2 separate regions of the Homo sapiens genome follow, and region 1 is linked to region 2. The links are chromatin loops, found by intact Hi-C in ENCODE. Cell type or tissue: heart left ventricle. All regions are shown on one strand. Each heading gives the region's core, and the rest is flanking DNA. Links, peaks and the distances in the headings are about the cores only.

Evidence for each region. Hi-C counts contacts between places; a loop is a spot of excess contacts. Peaks named below come from ENCODE experiments on the same cell type or tissue, not always from the same donor. Only the 100,000 strongest peaks of a DNase experiment are listed, where the experiment ranks them.
Region 1: it touches region 2 in a loop (3-fold over the local background); 1 of 110 quality-filtered maps calls a loop at or near these places.

The regions. Positions count from the first base shown.
Region 1 is chr10:20,603,268-20,611,610 of GRCh38, reverse strand. LOC105376442 (a long non-coding RNA gene) reads right to left here. Exons shown (of 4, transcript XR_007062080.1): 2 at 5,237-5,296; 3 at 4,513-4,579; 4 at 163-1,750. Among named protein-coding and RNA genes, the nearest start is that of MIR4675, 55 kb to the right of the region's middle. In heart left ventricle, for the core only: no CTCF peak of the experiment used is centred there; no DNase peak of the experiment used is centred there.
Region 2 is chr10:20,668,507-20,676,849 of GRCh38, reverse strand. No RefSeq gene overlaps it. Among named protein-coding and RNA genes, the nearest start is that of MIR4675, 120 kb to the right of the region's middle. In heart left ventricle, for the core only: no CTCF peak of the experiment used is centred there; no DNase peak of the experiment used is centred there; H3K27ac peaks cover 2,983 bases.

The DNA.
Region 1 (8,343 bases), core at 291-8,290, 65 kb after region 2:
AAATGTAAATACATTAGCTTATGATTCACAAATAGAAATGTGCTCAGTTAATAGCCACCAAGACAGAAGAAAAGGCAAAAACCTTAAACGTCATAAAACTCAGATGTCACTTTATATCAAGGATATGGCTAAGAAGAAACCCTCAATATATTTATTAGGTTATTGGTATATATCATGCTTAAGTTTATTAAGGCCTCTGCAAGGAAGTTACTGGCAAACATCTATCCTGGCTTTTCAGCTGTTGGAGTGACGTGTGTACAAGCAACAAGGAAACTGTCATTTGTCAAATTTTGGGTTGAGATAATACTAAGCTTTAAATCTTGTTACAGACAATTGGATGGACTCTTTGGGATTATAAATTTTATAATTTTTCCCCATAGAATTTCAAAACAATCCTTAACTGTGTAGAGCAAGAGTAGGGTAGATGGGTGGGAGACACAAGGAAAAAGTGAGAGTCACTCGGATTGTTTTTAAGCAGAGAGACAGGGAACAATGGAAAAGATGGAGGGGGAGTCAGAAGTTGTGCTCGTGACTTTCTTTCATTTGTTTGTTTTTTTCATTTTTATTTATTTATTCATTTAAGATAGAGTTTTGCTCTGTCACCCAGGCTGGAGTGCAGTGATGTGATCTCGGCTCACTGCAACCTCTCCTTCCCAGGTTCAAGCAATTCTCCTGCCTTAGCCTGCTGAGTAGCTGGGATTACAGGCATGTGCCACCACACCCAGCTAATTTTTGTATTTTTAGTAGAGATGGGGTTTTGTCATGTTGGCCACACTGATCTTGAACTCCTGATTTCAGGTGATCTGCCCACCTTGGCCTCCCAAAGTGCTGGAATTACAGGCATGAACCATTGTGCCTGGCCATGAGTTCCTGTTTAGTTGCTTGTAAATCTGTGCATAGTTTGTGTACTAATAGCATTACCTCTACCCCAATATTTCACTGTTGAGTTCTACGGTGATATGGATTCAGAGAATCAGGGGTTAGGTTTGAGTCAGACATGGTTCACTTGGTTCACATCTTACTAATGGAGTAGTCTTGGGCAAGTCTCAGCTTCCTCCTATGTAAAATTAAGTTAAATTTTAGATATAGTATGTGGAATCATATTCATAATTATAATAGTGTGCTGCTGTGACGATCAAATGGTATAACACATGAAAAGTACTCAGCACATTGACTGGCATGCAGCAGACACTCAATAAACACTACAAAAATGATGGGGATGGGAACAGAAAGGTAAATGGAAAGAAGAGAGGAAAACGGAGTCAGTCAGGGAAAAATTGACGATGAGAATTCAGGCTCTTTATGTTCTTCATTTCCTTTCTGGCTTGTCTTCTAAATTTTGTTTTCTCACATCTGACTGCAATAAAGAATATGTTTGAATTCAGTTATGTGCTTTGGTCATTAGCTTACAGCTATCTATAGATGTAATTCATGATACTCTCAGCTCTGGTGAAACCGGAGTGGATTATGTAGAGAGATGGGTCGCTGTTAGTGAAATTCATCACTCATGCACTGAGAGTATTGTGTGAGTCGGTGATTGTGCTGGGACCTCTGGGAGGAAGATGGGCAAGGCTCATGTTCTGTCCTTAAGGTGTCAGGTTTACTGGAAATCACATTATTTCACTTCAGTTCAGTTCAGTTCCACTCAATTCAGTTTATTTTAGTTGACTTCATGCTTCAGCCAGTTGTAGAATGGAACTGGATCTTAAAATAGCAGCACAAATTATCAGAGGGTTCCGATCTTAGGTAGCTGTAGTTTGAGAGGAAAACAAAAAATGTGCTAATCAGCTTGAGTCTTCTCTGTTCTTATCTGATTGTGAAATAAAGAGAAGTCATCTAGCAAGTAAAGAGGCTAAGATGTATCATTCATATCATCACAAAAGATATAATCCTAAAAGAACAATAAACGTTATTTTTATAAAGGTGATCAAGAATTCTCAGCAAGTGATACATTCTGCAAAAAAGAATTTTTCAAGAAAGGTTCATAAGCTCACCACATGAATTCTTTATTTTTTCTTTCTGTTTGTATCCACTCTTACATATATGTGTATTCACTTCTCTATCTTGTTTGTGATTAAGAGTTTATTGTAGCAAAATTATAGCAAATATATCCATTATGGTAAGTTAGTTAAAGCAATTGAATAACCAGAAAGTTGTGTCTTAATCTGTGCTTTAAATTTACTTTCATCCCAAAAAATTATCTTTGAACTGAAGAAATAATTAAATGTATATTATATGTGTGTGTGTGTGTGTGTGTGTGTGTGTGTGTGTGTGTACATTTTTTTTTCTAGACCACCGGGAACAAATAGTCTGACAAAGTCAGATTTATAACGACCAAATCCTGAGAGATAAATAATAAAGCTGACACAGGAGAGACAAAAAGGTCATCAGACCCCTGGTCCAGTGAAAAACTCACACAATTGGTGACAGGGAAGTCTTGAGTAGGTGAGATTCATGGGGTCTCAAACATACACATTATTATGGAGTTAGGGTCTCAGTTCATGGCAACGAAGGTCTTAGCCAACTCTCTGTGAAACCTCCAACTTGTGACAGGCTAATGGGTTAGTCACAAATCACTATCAACAAACCCAGAGTCCGACAAAATCACATGTATTGAGTCAATGCAGCAAGGGGTGGCCTTTGGGAAGAGCCAGGAGTGCTGCATGATAGGAGGAAGTGTCTTTCACAAGGTCTGGGTTCTAACTGAAGAGCTTGGAGGAGGATCCAGCAGAAGCCAGTGGGGATCAGTTCTGGATTAGGACAAATGAAGATTAGGGATTATGCCATGTCATGAGGCAAGGACATTTAGCAATTCTGGATCCCCAGGAATAGATGAGTTACAGCAAAGCATGTCTGTGAGCATCATTAGTGACAAGGCAGAGGTGATTCAGGAAGAGGGTTGTTATGGCATTGAGCAGCTGCTGCATGACCTTGGGAAAATTGGGTTTCCTGTTAATTACACAGCTGGCCTTATGTAGCTGTCCTCTCCACTGGATTAGCAGAAGGACTCCTTGTTTCTTTTTCAATCTGAGTTGATTTTCACTCTTTCATTTCTGGACAGGTTCACTTTCTCTCTTTTTCTCTCTTTCTCTATATATGTAAAATTTATATTTTATACCAATTATGCATATGTATACTATTTATATATTTTATATTTACATTTTAATTTAAAATTATATACATGTAAAAATATGTATCATTTGGGAGCAAAGACCCTACTACCTATTCAAATAGTGAAATTTGATGCTAATAGATGCCTATAGGTTTCAGGTAAGAGAAAATTCTGTTTTTAAGCTGAAGAGAACCGGTGAGTTGGAGCTGAATCTGGAGCTTCTAATCTATGATTTTTTAAAAAACAAATATTAGCACATTTTTCTGGACGTTTTAGTGGAGAAAGGGTTGTGATAGATTGTCGAAAGGTTCAAGATTAAACATCCTTGATTTTCCAGGGAAGGCTCTCTGCAGCTTTTCCGGAAGCCGTAGACCTGCTACAAAGATTCCATGCCTACTCAGGAGAGAAATTAGCTGCTGTTAGTGAAAAAAAAATCTGCCCACTCCACAGGTGTTGTCCACACACTGAGGGCTGAATTTACGTATTGTTTGACTTCCTGACACATCAAAAGATTGCATGACATGGGAGAGGTATGGTAATTATTTCCCTGTCATTACATGGAAATCTTGGTGATGAATGGAGAACCTCAACTGGCAATTTATAAGTTGTGTGACCAATATGTTTCTCTGGGAATAGATAAATGTCTTCTTTTGTCAAAATCCTATTATTCTTATTTATTTGATTGACTCATGTTATCAAAGAGCTTCTATGATAGATTGGGAGGAATTCAGTTTTATTTATTATTTATTTTTATGTTCAAGAATTGCTGGGCATTGTGGCTCACGCCTGTAATTCCAGCACTTTGGGAGGCTGAGGTGGGCACATCACTTGATGTCAGGAGTTTGAGACAGCCTGGCCAGCGTGATGAAACCCCATCTCTACTAAAAATACAAAATTAGCCGGGCATGTTGGTGCAGGCCTATAATTCTAGTTACTCAGGAGGTTGAGGCAGGAGAATCACTTGAACCTGGGAGGTGGAGGTTGCAGTGAGCAGAGATCCAGCCACAGCACTCCAGCCTGGGTGACAGAGCCAGATTCCATCTCAAAACAAACAAAACAACAACAACAACAAAACCCAGAATGTGTTGCCTGGAAGCCACTTGTAGGGAAACTGTTAGTACCTCTTCCTTTTGTCTGTACTTTCGCAATGATTTGGGGTCTTCCAGAAAAATGGGTGCAATGACTTTGAACTAATAATACCACATTATCTCAGTGAAACTGTTTTAAGATTATAGGATGAATTTTCTTTACCCTTTTCTGCAAAGCAATGGCAAAGTCATCATCATCGTCATCATTATTATCATAATCATCATCATAATGATGTCATCTTTATAATTGCGGTCAAGTTTTCATTACAGTGACATTTTTATCAAGTACGAAAGACTTCAGATTAAACTGACCTTGGTCTTGCCCTCTGGGGAACTAAATTGTAAAAAAGAAGAACATCGTAATAAAATGGATACAAGTCTGTAATTAAATAAACATCAAGAGATTAAATGTGCATTCATTTAGTGTCAAAAGCTTATGAAATTAAGCAAGAAAAAAATTGCAGGCTTACAAAGTTTGGCTTCTGATAATCTGTTTCACTTTTCAATATTTAAAATAGACTCAATATAATTCTTCCCTCTACCATCTCTGTGTTTGGGTTGCTTATGTTTCAATTTTTAGATTTTATTTCTCTAAGCATGACCAGATCAGAAATTATTCTGTCTTCCTTTTAGAATAAAAGTAAAATCAGAGATAATGCATTCTAAGATTAATTTCTGCCTCAATTAATAAACATGCAGCAATCCTTACACTTACAAACAAATGTATCACACTAATGCCTGCTACATATTATATTATATTTTAGGAATTAATGTGAAATATGCATTATTGAGAATTGTAAACATGTGCATTCCTTAGTATCTCAGACTCATGAAGAGCAGGCTTTCCTTCTGGGTTAATTCAAACCAGGCATGTAATCTGCGTATCCTTGATCATTTGGTCCAGATTAATCCATGAGTGGATATAGGATAAAACTTTATGAACAGGGTTCTGGAGTTCACATCATTTAAATTCAATGGACCTTTATGATTTGTGTGAAGATTTATTTGTTTAGACATATATAACAGCATAGCTCACCTTATCCAAGTCAGAGTTCTGTGGAAATAATCACAAGACAATTTACCTGTAAGTAGAGAGCTGTAGGACATTAGGTACAATGGTGAGTATAAAATTACAGCAATATTGAAAAAACAAATGATATTCTGCCACCTCCATAGTATTATTTACAATGTAATCTCAATATTTGAATGATTTTACATTTCCAACCCATCTAAAATTTTTTCTCAACATAAAATAATACATGCTTATTAGAATAAATAATAAAAGTAAAATTTTATAATTCTATCATTTAGAGAATCTGTATTTCCTTTTGGCCTCTTAAAATCATTACTAGCTTGAAATACATATATTTCTTTGTAAAAATGTTGAAATCCTATTGTTTTTGTACATTTTTTCATTTAACATTGTATCAGAAACATTTCCCAATATCATTAAATAATTTTCAAGGCCTGACGTTTAATGAGTACCCATTTTTCCATTGTATAGAAGCACCATTTTTTCCCATTTCCTTCCTATTGTGCCTATTGTATTGTGCTTGTTCCTATTGTTCTTGTAGGTAACAATTCCTTTTGAGGATTCCCCTTTAGTATAATGTAGTACATAACTGTGGTGATGTATACGTGTGCGTGTGAGATGAGAGCACACCAAATAGCCTAAGATAGGGCCTAAATGGAAAAAAATCCCTATAATTGTATGTAAGTATTTGAGCTGGCTTAAGAAATGCTTTTAAACAAGTTGTCTTTTATTCGTTCGTTAACTATGTTTTGTAAAATGTAGAGGTTTAGAAATAATTAATCCATTGTGGTTAATATAGGTATCAAAGATTTTTCAATGTTGTGATTTAATTTGCTTGACTAACTTTAAATTCCTCTATCATCTTCTCCCTATGACCTCAGGAAATCTTGGTATCAATATTTAGGAAAGGAGTAGGGTAGGGAATAAGAATATGTTGACCTAACGTATCCTGATGGCTCAACATGAATTCCACATAGCTTAGCAATGCCTTTGGGGACTGTATGTAATTCGATGTTTACAGTTTTGATAAAATGAAAGGTGATACAGTACTGTATATTGTACAAGCTAAAACTTATAGCAGAAAATCAGTCGTTAAATTGTGGAGAGAAACAGCACATAACTACTGACAGTGGAATTCCCAGAATGCTGGACTCACAGCTTCAGTTCAACGAACAGAAATCTATTGATGAGTTGAATTACCCCTGATAGCTTCGATGTCCAGAAAATCATAAGATGAAAGTTGGAAAGAAGTTGGGAAGTTGGAAAAATGGAAGAAGAAAACTGTTTTTAGTGTGAACATAAGATAAGAAAGGACGTATAAATTCTGAAAAGCATTTTGTTAGACCCCCCTCTCTGTATATATATATGTATAGTCGTGAGCTCCATAACGTTTTAGTCGACAATGGACTGCATATATAATGGTGGTGCCATAAGATTATAACGCCGTGTTTTCCCCTTCCTCCCTTTCTTTTTCTTTCTTTCCTTCCTTCCTTCCTTCCTTCCTTCCTTCCTTCCTTCCTTCCTTCCTTCCTTCCTTCCTTCCTTTCTTTCTTTTTTCTGAAGTCTCACTCTTATTGCCCAGGCTGGAGTGCAATGGCATGATCTTGGCTCACTGCAACCTCTGCCTCCTGGGTTCAAGTGATTCTCCTGACTCAGCCTCCCAAGTAACTGGGATTATAAGCAACCGCTACCACACCCGGCTAATTTTTGTATTTTTAGTAGAGATGGGGTTCCACCATGGTGGCCAGGCTGGTCTCAAACTCCTGACCTCAGGTGACCCACCCACCTTGGCCTCCCAAAGTGCTGGGATTACAGGCGTGAGCCACTGTTCCCAGCCTACTTTACCTTTTCTATGTTTAGATACACAAATACTTACCATTGTCTAACAATTGCCTACAGTGTTCAGTATAGTAACACACTGTACAGTTTGTGGCCTAGGAACAATAGGCTACACCATATAGCCTAGAAGTGTAGTATGCTATACCATCTAGGTTTGTGTAAATATGCTCTATGACGTTTGCATGACAATGAAATTGCCTAATGATGCATTTCTCAGAATGTATCCTTGTTAAGTGAGGCATGAGTGTATACACACACATACACATAACACACACAATATTTTACTGCCTCTTGTAGTAAAATAAAGAGTGAAATACAGTAAAATAGTCTATCTACTATCATACGGTAAAGAGTAAAACAAAAGAGAATCAGCTTTTGAAATAAGAAGGAAACTTAGTATCCTACCACTAGATTTTCAGTTGAGGAACTGGGACTCTGGGAATGAAAGTGGCTGGATTCTGACCATCCAGTCCAGAGTGGTTTCCATGGCACTATAGACTTACAGGATGAGATGGATTTTGGTTTTTAAATTATGACAACACTTTTTACTCTAAGGAGTCACTATAACTTACAAAGACATGCATCTTCCTAGTAACTACTGAATTTCTAGGTTGTAGTCATTTCTTCAAGATTGTTATTTTAAGTCTTTACATTGGTGGTGATACAGAAAAAGGGGGAAAAAACAGAAAAGGAAGTCTTCTGTCAGTAAGGTCAATTATCCAGGCTGATGACTATTCCTATCAAAACTCATTTCCTGGGTAATGACATAGTTTAAATACTACCAATATGCTGATGTCTCCAAGATGTAGTTATCTAATTCTGACCACGCCCTTAAACATCTAACTTGTGTATTTAGGTGACTGCTGGACACTCCATTTGGATGTCTAATAAGATAATCCAGTGTAACAAAACAAGTTTCAAACTTAAGCCTGGATTCCCCAGTACCCAAACTTGTTCCTTGCCCACAATCCCATTTTCAGTAAATGGCCACCCCATTTTTGTAATTGTTCCAGTCAATACATTTGAAGTCATCTTTGAGTCTTCTCTTTCCATACCTGGCATCCATTCCTGTTGGCTCTGCCCTCAAAGCGTATCCCCAGTATGACCTTTTCTGTCTGACTTCATGACTGTCAGTCCCAGCCACCAAGCACCTATTGTCTGTCTATTGCAAAAGCCTCTCACCTTGTTTTCTGATTTCCCTGGTTACTTCTCAATAGTCCATTTTTCACACAGCAGCAAAAACAGCCCATTATACTCAACATCAGAGCAAG
Region 2 (8,343 bases), core at 172-8,171:
TCATTTCAAAAGGAGTCCAGTTATTGATTTTTTCATTTTTAAAGGTATTAGATATATACCTTATAAAGGTATTATACATAAATATACATATGTTTTAAAAGTATTACATGTATATACATATATGTCACCATTTGACAAAAGCACCCCAGTGTATATTCAACACAATCAATAGAGAGCAGTTCTAGTAACCCCTCACGCTACCTTGTAGTCAACCCATTCCCTAGCTTCTGACAATCACCGAATTGTTTTCTGTTCCTATAATTTTGCGTTTTTCAGAATGTCGCATAAATTGAATCATGTAGCCTCTTGAGTCTGGCTTCTTTCACTTAGGCTAATGCATTTGAGGCTAATCCATGTTTTTGCTGGCTTCTGTAGTGTTAACAAGGTCATTGCTGAATAGTGTTTCATCATATGAAGGCAGAGGTTTGTTCACCCACTCCGCAGGTGAAGGACACTTGTGACAGTCCTAGTTTTTGGTAATTATGAATAAAACCACTATAAATATGCCTGTGTAGGTTTTTGTGTGAACATGAGTTTTCATTTTATTTATTTGTTTTTAATGTGAAATATGCTTAGGTCGATTAAAAACAGCAGAGAATCGCTAACTTAATGAAGTCTCTATAACAACTTATTTAGGAAAATGAGAAATAGGTACCTAGTTGACAAACCCCCTGGGGGAAACAGGGAAACAGGAGAAGCTAATTAATTTAGGCCTGCATTTCTTAGTTGCCAACCGAACCTGCCAGCATTTATTTCGGCAAAAATATTTTTGGAACTAGATTCTTGAATTAAAGCAATGAGAGGTGTTAGGCCAAGTGAAGGGAGCTCCTAGAACAGATGTCTTGTGTAAAGTAGGCAACCAAATGGTTTGGTAAAATATGTCTTTTTCACCTAATCCTCATCACTGCCTGATGCCAGTATGAGGTCAACTTATATAAATAAGAAGCAACACTTCCTATCTATTAGTATCTCTCGCCATGTAATTCATAAAAGCTAGAAGTTGATTGATTTTGATAAATGATAAATGTGCATCCCAAGAAGACAAGTGTGAAATGGTCCTAACCAGTTGGTACAGGCGGAGCTGTTTAATGATGTTACATGTCATTGGCAACTAGGTTTCCATCCAACGGGGCTCGTTGTAAAATCTAAAAGCCTTATGCAGTGATTTGATGCCCAGAGTAAGAAAACTCAGTGAACAAGATCCCTTCCAGAGTAACATATAGAAAAGATTTTTTGAGACTTTTTTTTATTTTCTTCTCCCCATTTTCTTGGGTTTCCATGCACCCTTCCTCAGCTTTTTTACATAGATCAATTTCTACAAAGGCATTTGCGAGCGGTTGAAAGCAGAAAAAAGCATTACCCATATTTCTTTGGAGATCAAAGACGGAGGAAACATTCCTTCTAATTCATGTAGATTAAATCTTAGTCTTTTGTTTTTATATCAGCTATAATGCATAGATTTGAGAAACTGCCTCAAGTTCCAATGCTTTTTTAATTTGAAGCACCATTGTTGTGATTACAAATTTGCTGGGTTCCAACACCACAATTTTGCTTCCTTTATCAGTGAGTGTTTTGTTCCTAAGAAAATGTGTTTGCAATTAATGGAATCTTGTGCCTTTAAGCTGCTTTGGCCACAGGCCTGTAATTTGCTTTCTTTGCTTTACCTCCAGGCTTTTGTTTGTCCTTTCTGTTTGCCTCTAAGGAAGCTGAAATGGATGCAAGTTGTCTTGCCGTCCCAGGATCTTTTTGAACATCTGTGTAGTCATCTGATCATCCATTTCCTCCTCCCACTCACAAAACCCCACAGAGACAGAACTTGCCCAGGTTTGCACATATGGTTGATGTTCACAGCTTGAAAGTGTCCAAGCTATTTAAGTTTGATTTTAATTTTAATGAAAGCTCATAGTTTTGCCCAGAGATGAAAGCAAGGTGTTAGAAATCCCCAGATTTCCAGGTCATTAGATCACTTAACAGTTCACCCACGGCTGATTCGTTTTCAGTAGAGCAGTGTTTTAATGAGCATAATTCAAAAATATCCACCTTAAAATTTTAGAGGGTCCGAAATGTACTTTAGGTGTCTGGTTTCGAGAGTTCCTTTGAACTTTGAAAATTCCATTTTAGTGGATTATATGGTTACCAAATAGTTTCTAAAAACAATCAGAAAAGCATTTTATGGAAACATCCAATTAGAGAAACAGTTTTTAATATTCACTGCCCATAGCTGAAGGAAGAATTCTCAAGCTGGGATGCTGACCGCTGAAATTGTGACTAATCTTTTGAGCTCTACCTGGCTTGTTAGGTAATATCTGGAAGGGGATTTGGGAATTGTAAAAAGATAAAAGGATTTTGAGGATGATTGAACTCATACTTTTCATATCTTCAGGGCCTATCTAGCATACACCGTGGTCCATAAAAGGTTTCCAGTAAATTTATTTGAAACAGAATTAAACTTGGAAATGAAATAATAGTTCATGATATAGTTAACTGGAACACGATTATGCATGAACCAGACATAATACATAATAACGTTCAAATATGAACTTCTAAACTTTTGATCTGTCCTCAATAAAAATTGATGATGTCCTCAACCCAGTGGGGTTGGGGAATTCTCCTATTTCATCTTATGTGATTCATGTTCTGATTCTCTTTGGAGAGTCCTGCTCCAGACTCCTCTTATGTTACTCTCTGTTGAAACTGACTGATATATATATACCTAGAGATTAAAAATAACTATTCTTTTTTTAAATTTTATTATTATCATACTTTAAGTTTTAGGGTACATGTGCACAACGTGCAGGTTTGTTACATATGTATGCATGTGCCATGTTGGTGTGCTGCACCCATTAACTCGTCATTTAGCATTAGGTATATCTCCTAATGCTATCCCTCCCCCCTCCCCCCACCCCACAACAGTCCCCGGTGTGTGATGTTCCCCTTCCTGTGTCCATGTGTTCTCATAAAAATAACTATTCTTTTAAACTGTTAAAAAAATTCAGAAGCCTTAGTTTGTACTTATGACCCTTCCGCCCCTCCCCCTCAAAAAAACCCCTGGAAGTTCACCATAAATACAGAATTTTTATCAGTTGCTTTCCAGGCGGTTTATTCTCCATTCAGCATTCTGCAAAAACACCCACAGCTATGATTTCTCACCTTGGCAATAGCATCCTTGATTTGATAGTATTGCAGTTCTTCTCTGTTTTTCTGGCTCTCTTGCTCAAAGGCATCATTGATTCACCAACTTAGCAGTGATGGGAGCAGTGGTTTTAATTTTTCTTTTCTGGGGAAGAATAACTTGAACTTTGAGACCAAGTGGAAAACATTTTCTGTGGGACAGGAAGCCATTTTATGACAATGCCCGTGCATCACTACAACATCATCTCTGGGCGAGGACACTTAACATTTTTCCTAATTTCACACCTACCATTAAACAAGCAACATCATATCCCCAGACATGGCTACTGTATTCTTCTCAAAATACGTGGGAGAGAATCTTAACAAAAGAGACTATGACGGCCTTGGAAAGGGTGGTATTTATAGTTACTTTTTTTTTCATCTGCCTTTGTTTTAATAGTATTAACCACAGAAACTCAAAAGTGACACAAAGCTTCTAGGCTGATGAAGATAAGATATAGTAAGAACTTTATTTTATTTTATTTTTTAAGTGTAAAGAACAATGAACATAATGGTTAATTTGTCAACACATTCTTTCTCTGCATTTCTTCTCATGGACTTATGTTCTGATAGGTTGGTGTAGAGGTCTTGAATCCCAACATAATCCCCAGAGTTTTGGCTCCTCTGTAGAGCAATGCTTCAAGCGTGCCCATGTTTTCCTGTATAATAACTTCCCCGTTCCACCCACATGACATATGCAGCTGGGAACATCTCAACATGCTTTAAGGGACATCCCCTGCTTCCTCCTTAATCCTGTGGGTCCTTACTGGGTTCCACGCCTTCTTACAGCTGTAAAAGGCATCAGACACGGAGTTGCATTTCCTCATGGGGAGCTGTGTCCAAACTCAGTGAGCCCGAAGTGAGAAACACATACCCACTTTTCAATCAGAAGATATTAAGCCAGCAGTTCCACATTTAACCCCATAAGTGGAGCTTCTGTGAAAGATGGTGACAGAATTTATAATAGGGAAAATACGGAAAACAGCCGGAGTCATTGGTGCTGGGGAAAGGAAATCCTTTCACTTAGGAGAGAGGGCTATTTCATGCCCTGTCATGCTTTTAGACTTTGAATTCAGGGGGCTTGAAATGGAATCAGAAACTTAGTGTTTTTGTGAGGGCAAGGGGCCAGATGGAATTCAAGAATTTCAGCATTTTTTTCATAGCTCTTTTAATAACTTATTTGATCTTGAGCAACTTCCTCTGAGATTCAACTTTCCCAGAATCATAACTGGGGTACTTATTAGGAAGGCAAATTACTTTGTTAGAGACCTTGGAAACATGTCCTATGGCTTTTAGACATTTTCTGACTTGCTGATTTGGTTTGGGCTGGTCTTCCTCTGCATTTGGTCTATTCATCTCCACGGCATTGCACCATCTTTTCTCCCAGAGCCATCTCAACCTTTCCATCTACACCTCCTTTCTCCTGTGCTGTCTTTTCTGCAGCAATGTGAACCATGTTTTAAGGACTTTGAAGGCATATCATATATTCATATCTTTCTTTCCCTTGACAAGGTGAGAGTGTTAGCAAATAGGCACTCATTCATGAAATTGATTTTGAAATAATAATGCTGCGAACTTACTAGTTAAAATGTCCCAGATCATCAGAGCTCTCAAAGGTGCTTTTAATTTGATTTGAGTTTATTGTGATTGACACTATGCTCATCTATGTCTCATTGTTAGTGCCAAATACAGTGAAGAAGAAACTGCATCCCTTTTTGTTCTCAGGCCACACTTTTCTGGGGATAAAATGAGGACAACAAGAAGAATCACAAGTAAGTGTTTTTCTCCGGCTCCTCCTTCACCTGCCCTGCCATTGCCCCTCTTTAAATTCCTCTAGACAAGTTAAGTTAGTTCCTAGATGATGGATCATACGGTGCTCTGAGCACAATTCTTCTTGGTTGCCCTGTGGCATAATGATTATCTGTCGCTGCAGGATTTGCTTGTCATTCCTGGTGCTGTTGTTGACTGCGGATGCTGCAGAAGCAGCTCCCTAATGCCTTCAGTGAGGCTCGTCGTGTCCATTGTCAGGAGTGCTGTGTCTGGTGAGGTCTTCCATTCCTGAATGCTTGTACCAATGCTCTTGGGTCTTGAGTTTTCAATGCCCCCAATGCTTTAAATAGTATTCCTGTATTTTATACTTTCTGCCATGCATCTATGGGTGAAGGTCTAGTAGGCAGTTTGCAAAACAGAAGATCCACTGTGCTCGAATGGTCCTTCCTTTCCAACGGTAGGCCACTCTCCTGTCACCAAATATATGCACCCTAACTCTCTGTCAGTAGGACAATAGGATGATTCTTCCATTCTCCCACAAATCACAGGAAGCTCCTTGGTTCATCTTCTGAAGATCCTGCCCTACCATGTCTCTTGTAATTCCAGATGCAAAAGTGAACTTAATTTAGGTTAATCTGCAAATCCTATGGCAGAAACTTCATCCAAGTGATAGCATTCATTTCACCCATCTTTTTAATATGGAAGTCTGGGGTCTATCTCTGCATCCATGGACTTGCCAGGGTGATCTTCTGCTTGCATATGGTCTACTTGGTCATGTGGCAGAGTACTCTAGCCAGTGAGAAGCTGCTCAGTGATTCCCACCCACCACCTGAGAGTTTTTAACGTGCACCTAGAATGAAGACCCCCTGGGAGGGGCATGGAGGTAATTCTGAGTTGGCTAAGGTTTTAGTGAGTAAGAAAAAAGTATAGTTTTGAAAGAAGGAGGTCTTCTAATGAAGAATATAGCAGTCCACAAAGAAGGTAAGTGTTGTGGGACATTTACAAGTTCCTTGCATTAGTCTTTTAGAGCTGCTGTGGCAAAGTGCCATACCCTCCCTCTGAAGGCCCTAGGGAAGCATCTGTCCCAGGCCTCTCTCCCAGCTCCTGGTAGGTCCTTGGCTGGTGGCTGCATAACTCTGATCTTGGCATGGTGTTCTCCCTGCCATGTGTGTCTGTCTGTTCCCATGGTGCTCTGTCATAAGGACACCAGTCGTATTGGACTGAGCCCACCCTATTTCAGGATGACTTCATTTTAACTGAAATAGTGTCATCTGAAATGACCCTATTTTCAAATAAAATCACATTCTGGGATACTGTGGGTTTGGACTTCAATGTGTGAATTTTGGGGTGGCACAATTCAATCCATAACCTGCCTCTTTCTGCTCTATTCCTGGATGTGGAGCCAGTTTAGACTTGAAGTCAAACCAGGATAAAACTATTGTCTCTGTTTGCTTGACATTGGCGTGACACAGATGTACTGTTCACACACAGGATTCAGACTCTGAATTGCTGACATTTTTCTCCCAGACAAATACGGTTCCTGAACAAAAGACAGGTCTCTAAAATACATTTGTCATGCAACCAATGGACTGCTTAAAAGCAATGACCCCGCAGAGGTAACTAAAAATGAGAAATCAGCAACACAAACCAAAAAAACCCAATTTCTAAAAACAAGTTTTACTTGCACTACTAACATTCGTGAATCAAATTACATTAGGTTAGACACTTCTATTAAGAACTGCAAAATATGAGAAGGATTTTTGTGCTTGGATCAGGACCTATTTTGGCCATAATGATAATTTAGAACACAGGATGTTACAGAGCTCTGTGTTCTACTGCTTGAAAAGAACAAATCTCCCATGAGCAATTAGTCCCTTTAAGTTACTTCTAATTTAATGATCAGACTTTAAATGGAAGAACCGTTTCTGGTACTGGCCACATTAAAGCAAGTACTCAGGAGATGAAGGAACCTACAGACTTAATTTTTCAACTTGCTACATTTACATTCAATGGGAAAAGCCTGTTTTGAAAAGTGATTTTGAGGGAACATTTAAAAAAATATGCTCTATTTCTTTCTTTTCTTTTTTTTTTTTGAGATGGAGTTTCACTTTTGTTGCTCAGGCTGGAGTGCAATAGCACGATCTCGAATCACTGCAACCTCCGCCTCCCAGGTTCAAGCGATTCTCCTGCCTCAGCCTTCTGAGTAGCTGGGATTACAGGCACCCTACATAATGCCCGGCTAATTTTTCTTATTTTTAGTAGAGACAGGATTTCACCATGTTGGCCAGGCTTGTCTCAAACTCCTGACCTCAGGTGATCCACCTGCCTTGGCCTCCCAAAGTGCTGGGATTACAGGTGTGAGCCACCGCACCTGGCCAAAATATGCTCTTTTTCTACCAACGTACTTGGCTATGTATTCAAAAGTGGGACTTTTCTTGTTTTCAATTTGTGCCATGTCCTGCAGCTTGGAGACAGAGGAAGACATATTTGGGGGCTGAATTTGGTGTGGAGAGACTGGGCCAGGACTTCTGGTCCTGTAATATGGTTTCTGTACTCAGGTCATGTGCTGTCTCACTGTCTCTTCCCCTATTTGCACAGCCACATATAATAAACATTGCCATCAGGGGATATAGTGACCAAACTTCTACTTTACAGGAGGGGTGTGTGTGGGGACTTCAACACCACACTGGTTCTTATGAGTAAGTCTTTCACATTAATTAAATCACCAGTGGATAGAGGTTATAACTTTGACTGTGGTGTCTTTAGCAGTTTCAATGAAAGATAATGGTTTCCTGTTTGATGACAGAGGTTTGGTGTATTAGTCTGTTCTCACACTGCTATAAAGAACTACCTGAGACTGGGTAATATATGAAGAAAAGAGGTTTAATTGACTCACAGTTAATTGGTTTAACTGGCTTAACAGGAAGCATGACTGAGAGGCCTCAGGAAACTTACAATCATGGTAGAAAGAGAATGGGAAGCAAGCACATCTTACCATGGCAGAACAGGAGAGGGAGTGTGAAGCGGGAGGTGCCACACACTTTTAAACAACCAGATCTTGTGACAACTCACTCACTGCCACGAGAACAGCAAGGGGGAAGTTCACTCCCATTATTCAGTCACCTCCCACCAGGCCCCTCCTCCGACATGTGGGGATTACAATTTGAGATGAGATTCGGGTGGGGACACAGAGCTAAACCATATCATTTGGTTATGCTAGTATTTACGGCTTTTCTTTCTCATACAACTAAAAGCGTCATTTGAGAATTGTATTTGAGATATTTCTACTTCTTATGTATAGCATTGTCTAAAATCAGAATGCTTTTGTTTGGGATTTACTGCTGTTAAACTCTCCTTTAACCTGAGATAGGAAAATGACACCATGAATTAAAAAAATCATTA